Regions from separate parts of the Mus musculus genome. Here region 2 is linked to region 1. Evidence: chromatin loops called from intact Hi-C (ENCODE). Cell type or tissue: left cerebral cortex. All regions are shown on one strand. Each heading gives the region's core, and the rest is flanking DNA. Links, peaks and the distances in the headings are about the cores only. Region 1 has its middle 110 kb from the start of Gm35855. Region 2 has its middle 26 kb from the start of Gm35855.

What was found. Peaks named below come from ENCODE experiments on the same cell type or tissue, not always from the same donor. Only the 100,000 strongest peaks of a DNase experiment are listed, where the experiment ranks them.
Region 2: it touches region 1 in a loop (2.7-fold over the local background); 2 of 42 quality-filtered maps call a loop at or near these places.

The regions. Positions count from the first base shown.
Region 1 is chr5:89,338,730-89,341,654 of GRCm38, forward strand. No RefSeq gene overlaps it. Among named protein-coding and RNA genes, the nearest start is that of Gm35855, 110 kb to the left of the region's middle. In left cerebral cortex, for the core only: no CTCF peak of the experiment used is centred there; DNase peaks (open chromatin) are centred at 1,280 and 1,996.
Region 2 is chr5:89,250,718-89,253,642 of GRCm38, forward strand. No RefSeq gene overlaps it. Among named protein-coding and RNA genes, the nearest start is that of Gm35855, 26 kb to the left of the region's middle. In left cerebral cortex, for the core only: no CTCF peak of the experiment used is centred there; a DNase peak (open chromatin) is centred at 1,305.

The sequences.
Region 1 (2,925 bases), core at 220-2,719:
TATCAGGTGAGTCCTGGCTAATAAATGTGAACTAAGTTTAATCCCAAATAATTAATACATACCCTTCTCCACTGTAGATGCTTTACAGCTACAGTTATTCCTGAATTTATTACTGGCTCCCTCCCTATCCTGCCTGGTAAGCCATGCCTGCATTTTGTATAAATGCAATTACTAAACTTCCCAGTGCCACAGGGAGAATGCCGAAGAAGAATTGCAGGTGTTTGCAGGGTGATCACAAGGCTGACAAGATGCTGAAGTTCACTGCTCATCATCAGAGAGACAGGACTGGGTGGAATATTGCTAAGGTCAAGAAAAGATCAAATCTCAAAATTTCAAGCATAGCTTCCACTGAGTGGGTACATGGCTTTCTCATCTGAATGTTATTGAATGCATCCCTGCCAGTTTGTCCTCCTTAGACACAGCAGCCCCTCTCTTCTCTTAGGGTTATAATTGGTCTCTTCAGACCTGTTGGCTTTCTGTTTCTGAATGTTGGGTGTATCCACATTCTTTATAGATTCTGGTAACTAACACAAAACTCTCACAATGGACCTTCATGAAATTTTCCTACGATTTCACACAATTATGACTTTTACTCCCTATTAACCTAGATTTATCTAAAAAGCTGTTGTCTTTATATACACTAAAACAAAGCACCAACATGAAATGGGGGAGCACTGGAGCAAGTAGATGCACTATTGGGAATCATGCCTTCGATTTTGTAGAGGCATGTTCAAGATAAGAAGCAACTATACTCTTGCTTCCACCAGATCTAGCCAGTGGCCTGCCTCTGACTCTTATGCTTTGGAAGACCCTATGCAGGCTCTCCACCAGATGTAGTCCTTCGCTGAGACTGAAGTCTTTAGGGCTCAATGCCCTCCACACCTCCATCTTTCCCTATCTCTCACTAAGTTACCTCCTTCTCCTGTCATCAAAATTGTGCTTTGGATATCTTACCTCTGGAATTTCTCATCTAAACACATCTGATGACATTTCAAGTTCCTGATGTGTGTTTGTCTCTCTCTCTCTCTCTCTCTCTCTCTCTCTCTCTCTCTCTCTCTCTCTCTCTCTCTCTCTCTGTGTGTGTGTGTGTGTGTGTGTGTGTGTGTGTGTGTGTGTGTGTGAGTCCTCATGTTTGTGTGGTTAGCATCCTGGCACTGAAGCTTCCAGCTCTCTTCTTACTCTAAACAGCTCTGAGATGCGCTTTCTCTGTGAGTCATCCTCACACAGACCCTGTGGTCCTGCTTTATGGTAAAGTTCTTCTTCCTCACTATCCTTAACGCCTTGCCCCCTTTCCTTCCCACCTTCCCACACGAACTCATTGTCTTTCCCTTCCTAGGGTATGCTGCTCAGTTCTATTTTTTCCTGTAGTGTGCCCCCAATCTGTGCTCCACAATACACAGAGAGAAATCTTTTGACTTATTCCATTTCCGTGCTTAGTATTCTCTCATATTCCCCTATAGCTTTCAAGGATAAAGTTCAAACTCTTTCATTTGGCCCAAGAGACCTTCTGCAACCCCATTTGTCTCTGTAGTTTCCGAGTTATTGTTTTCTAATGTGAAGCTCCCAACTCACACCCTCTCATCCTTCTCAACATCTCCTGCATGGTACACTGTGCTTTTGAGAACAAGGTTCTTAGGCTAGGATGGATACATTTGTTGAATCAGGGACTTAGGAAAAAGGAATCTAAGCTGTCCAGCTGGTAGATCTTAGAGGAAGATGTTTGACTTCTTTCTCCTCCTCAGAAGTGGAGTTAGTTTCTGTTGACTAGTTTCTTTTTTTTCTACCCAGTCCCCAAAAGTTACATGGTCTGTGTGTTTGGCTGGTGTTAGTGGTGGGGAAAGGAAAAGGGTCTACATCTGTGTTTTGTGTGTTTGTGGATAGAAAGACTGTGTATGGGGAGTGGAGGAGAGATTAAAAAACCCAGGATGCCCCCAAAAACCCAGCTCTCAGGAACTATGAAAATAGAACTGTCGGACTAGCTATAGAACAAACTCCCACGACTGCCTGTCCTGGAATGTCCTCTGGGCTCAGATTAGTGTACCCTAGGATTCGTCACCCTAGTTTCTCTCTGCATACTCTCTTCGCAAGCCATGAAATTAACAGGAGCTTCTTATTACCATTAAATCTAATCAACCAAATTCACCGTTCACAGAAATAACTTTTTGAAATTTGACATGGGCTAACCAGTTGATGAGGATAATGTGCCTCGTGATCAGATGGGCTGAAGAATTAACTAGTGGAGGTGTCTTTCATGCCCTTTCTTCCCTTTGCCTGGAATGTCCTCTCCTTGTTTTTCTGCTTGGCAAACAACAGTTTGTTCCCTTACACTTTACTGAGTTACCCTGGCTGACACCTGCATTTATCTTCAGTGTGATACCTCACAGCATGGACTAAAAGGGACCATTTTAATGTTCACAAGCCTTCCTACACTGTTAAGTTCTTTAAGAACAAGGACCATCAGTTTTATGTTTTTACATTTATCCCTAACACTATGCCTAAAACACAATTGAAGCTAAGTAATATTACTTAAAGCTTTAAAGCTTGAGAATAAAACAAAACAGAAGAATGTGTGTTTGGCTTGGCCAGAGAAACCACTTACATACCCAGCAACTATACTCCTTCTAAAATTAAAATAACAGCATTTGAAATACATAGTAGCCTAAAACCCTAAATTTTAATTTTCTGTAATTTTTACAATTGCCCCACATTAGTTTCATTGCTAAGAATTAAAATAGTTGTCTTTGGATCTATAAAAAACTGAGGGTCTATCTTAAATTTTTATGTCCAGTTTAAACATTTACCTTAATTTTATATCAAATCAATAATCATAACACGTGCAGCACTTCTAAGGAATCAAACCCTCCCTTGAGGCATAGCAGTTTCAAGGGCAGGATGAACATTTGAGATTAGAAAAGGAAGTTCAAT
Region 2 (2,925 bases), core at 90-2,589, 88 kb before region 1:
TCATATTGCTCAACAATTGTTCCAACAGCAGACAGGAAAGAAAGATACTACCGTCCCTTCTAGACCTGCCTTGTACAGTTGCAGGAAACTGATGGCACATGTTTGTGTGTTTCAATCCATTCAGTTCAACTGATCCATTTGTCTATTTTCACCTAAATTGCTTGATTTCCATAGCTTTAGAATACGTCTTAATATCAGGTAGTATAAGTCCTTAAACTCAGTTCTTTCACAGATTTTCTTAATACTCTAAATTTTTATCAGCATTTTGGAATTGATATCTCAACTCCCAAAATAAATCGTCGAAATTTGAAAGGTATAATCATACGAAATCTACACACCAGATAGTAATCATACTCCTAGTTGCATGTACAAGATAAATTCATGCTCACGTGCACTGGTTCACATATTCTAGAATGTTCATATAAGTACTAGTCATAGTAATTCCAGGCTGGAAGACAATACATGCCTAAGAATATAAACATAGAGAAATGTATACAGAAATGGAAAATTATATCCTAGGAGGACAATAATTTCCTGGGTATACCATCAGCTTGAGTGAATCTCTCAAACACAATGCCTAGAGAAAGAAGCTAGTTATATAAATAATATATTCAGCACACGAGTTTATATTCATTTTAAAGCAAGACAAAACCTATTTTGGGGGGAATTAATATACAGTGTGTAAGGTATGAAGGGTATGGCATGGTAAGAAGGATCTTAAAAATAAGATTGAGCTTGTCTCTAGAACAAAGAAAAAGGAATATGAATCAGTGGCTTCTTCCTATAGTACTGGTCAATTCTATTCATTAACCTCAGTGGAAGATATAGAATAATTTTAATACATATATATATACATACATACATACATATATACATATACATTTGCATAAATGTCAAATGTACCTTTTATGTTTGATATACTATTCAAAGAAAAAGTGGGTGGATGCTGTTGCTGCAAGTTTATAGACACATATTGGTGTTACCAAGCTGGGGCTTCCCTGCAAGGTAGACTTGGCCAACTGCATTGGGACATCAACTTTCAGTGCTCTTGGTGCTTTTTTATCTTTATGTGGACAATGAATCCATGGAGGAATGCTTAGATTACTTGACAGTCCTCCCTGGGACAAATGAGCATGAGTTCACAGCCTCACCATTTCAGAGTGTTTCGCTTAACTTTCTTCCCAAGGTTTTGTGCTGAACTTCTCTGGAGCATAAACTCCCCAGTCTTGTGCTGGTGGGGGAGGAATAATCTCCTGGGTGTACCGAGTGTGGGAGGGGAGCTAGACTTCTCATTACAGAGGTTTTTTTCTCCACTTTTCTCTCTTCAGCCTACCTGCACGCCTACTTGCCCAGCCACTCTGGGCTGTCTTCTAAGACTTTTGGAGGGTCTGTGGGCACAAGTTGGCTTGCTTCTCTATCCCCATAACTGCTGCTTTTGCGTTGCTTCTCTAAGTCAGTTGATTCGCTTTCAAACTGGGTGGCTACTTTCTTGCTTCTGTTTATTTTAATGGCTATCTCCTTTGTTTATCCTTGCATTTTGTCGTAGCATTTAAGCATGTTATTAGAAAAGCACACACACCCAATACCCACACCTCAGCTTTTAAACACTATTCAAAAACTGTTCTCTCCAAGAAAGTAGCTTAAACATAGGGCTGGTTTATTAATGAGACAAGATGATCCTGGATGCACCTGTGGTGGCATTGGCAAAAGGAAGGAAACACAGAGAACAAGACAAACCTAGAATACTTCCCATTGGACAAACCTGGGAGAATGTGAATATCCAAATAAAGAGTGAAGAATAACACTCTGTAGTATAAAATAATGCATAGCAGTCCAAGTGATGTAAATAAGCCATTGAATAGAGAAAGGATAAGCATTTGCTATATAATTCTAAATAATCTAAGTAGCTGGTTCTCTACTTGGGGGGCTAAACTATAACCCACCTTCCTGTGTGTACCCTAAATATACCTGATCCTTTCCACAGGTAGCACACAAAAGGGTAAAACTAATCATCTGTTTCTATATATCAAGCAGCCAGTTACTGAGACGAACATCAATGGAATGCCCCTGACTTCATGCACTGAACAGCATGCAACCATTGACGTTTCCTCCTAAATCCACAAGAAAAATTGAAACCAACTCAATTTATTTCATAAAATACCTGTTATATTTGTTTAAATTTTTTTATAATAGTAGAGATTGGACCTAGGCTCTCAGGCCTGCTAAACAAGCTAGACACTGAGCTGCCTTCCCAGTCTGTTTTGGCTTTGTTTGGTATGCTCTTACAAAACTCCCACTATTGAAACCTATCTCTGTGCATGCCCATCTTTAGGCACAGTCTTTTCAAGGCCTGAGAGAGTATACTGGCTTCTTCTACCACACTCATATGGACAAGAAGATGCTAACTATGAAGCAGAAGGTAGGCTCTAAATGGCGCCCACTCTACTGGTGTCTTATAATTGGACTTCCCAGTCATAAGATAAGAAATTTATCTCTCTTGTTATAGCAATTCAAATGGAGTACAACATACCCTGTGAGCAGAACTACTATTAAGACTTTCACAGCTGTGAAAACCAAGAAGACACTGAGACACTGCCCTAAATGAAAAGGACAACAAGGACAGATGACTGCTAAATCCATGTGATATCCAAAGTCAGGATTGGAAAGACACTAGAGCAGTGGTTCTCAACCTTCCTGTCACTGTGACCCTTTAAAATAGTTCTTCATGGTGTGGTGACCTCCAACCATTGAATCATTTTCATTTCTATTTCATAACTATAATTTTGCTACAGTTATGAGTCATAATGTAAATATCTGTGCTTTTCCATGGTCTTAGGCTACCCCTGGAAAAGGATTGTTTGACTCCCAAATGGATCCATAACCACAGGTTGAGATCTACTGCTCTACTCTAAGACGTGGTAAGAT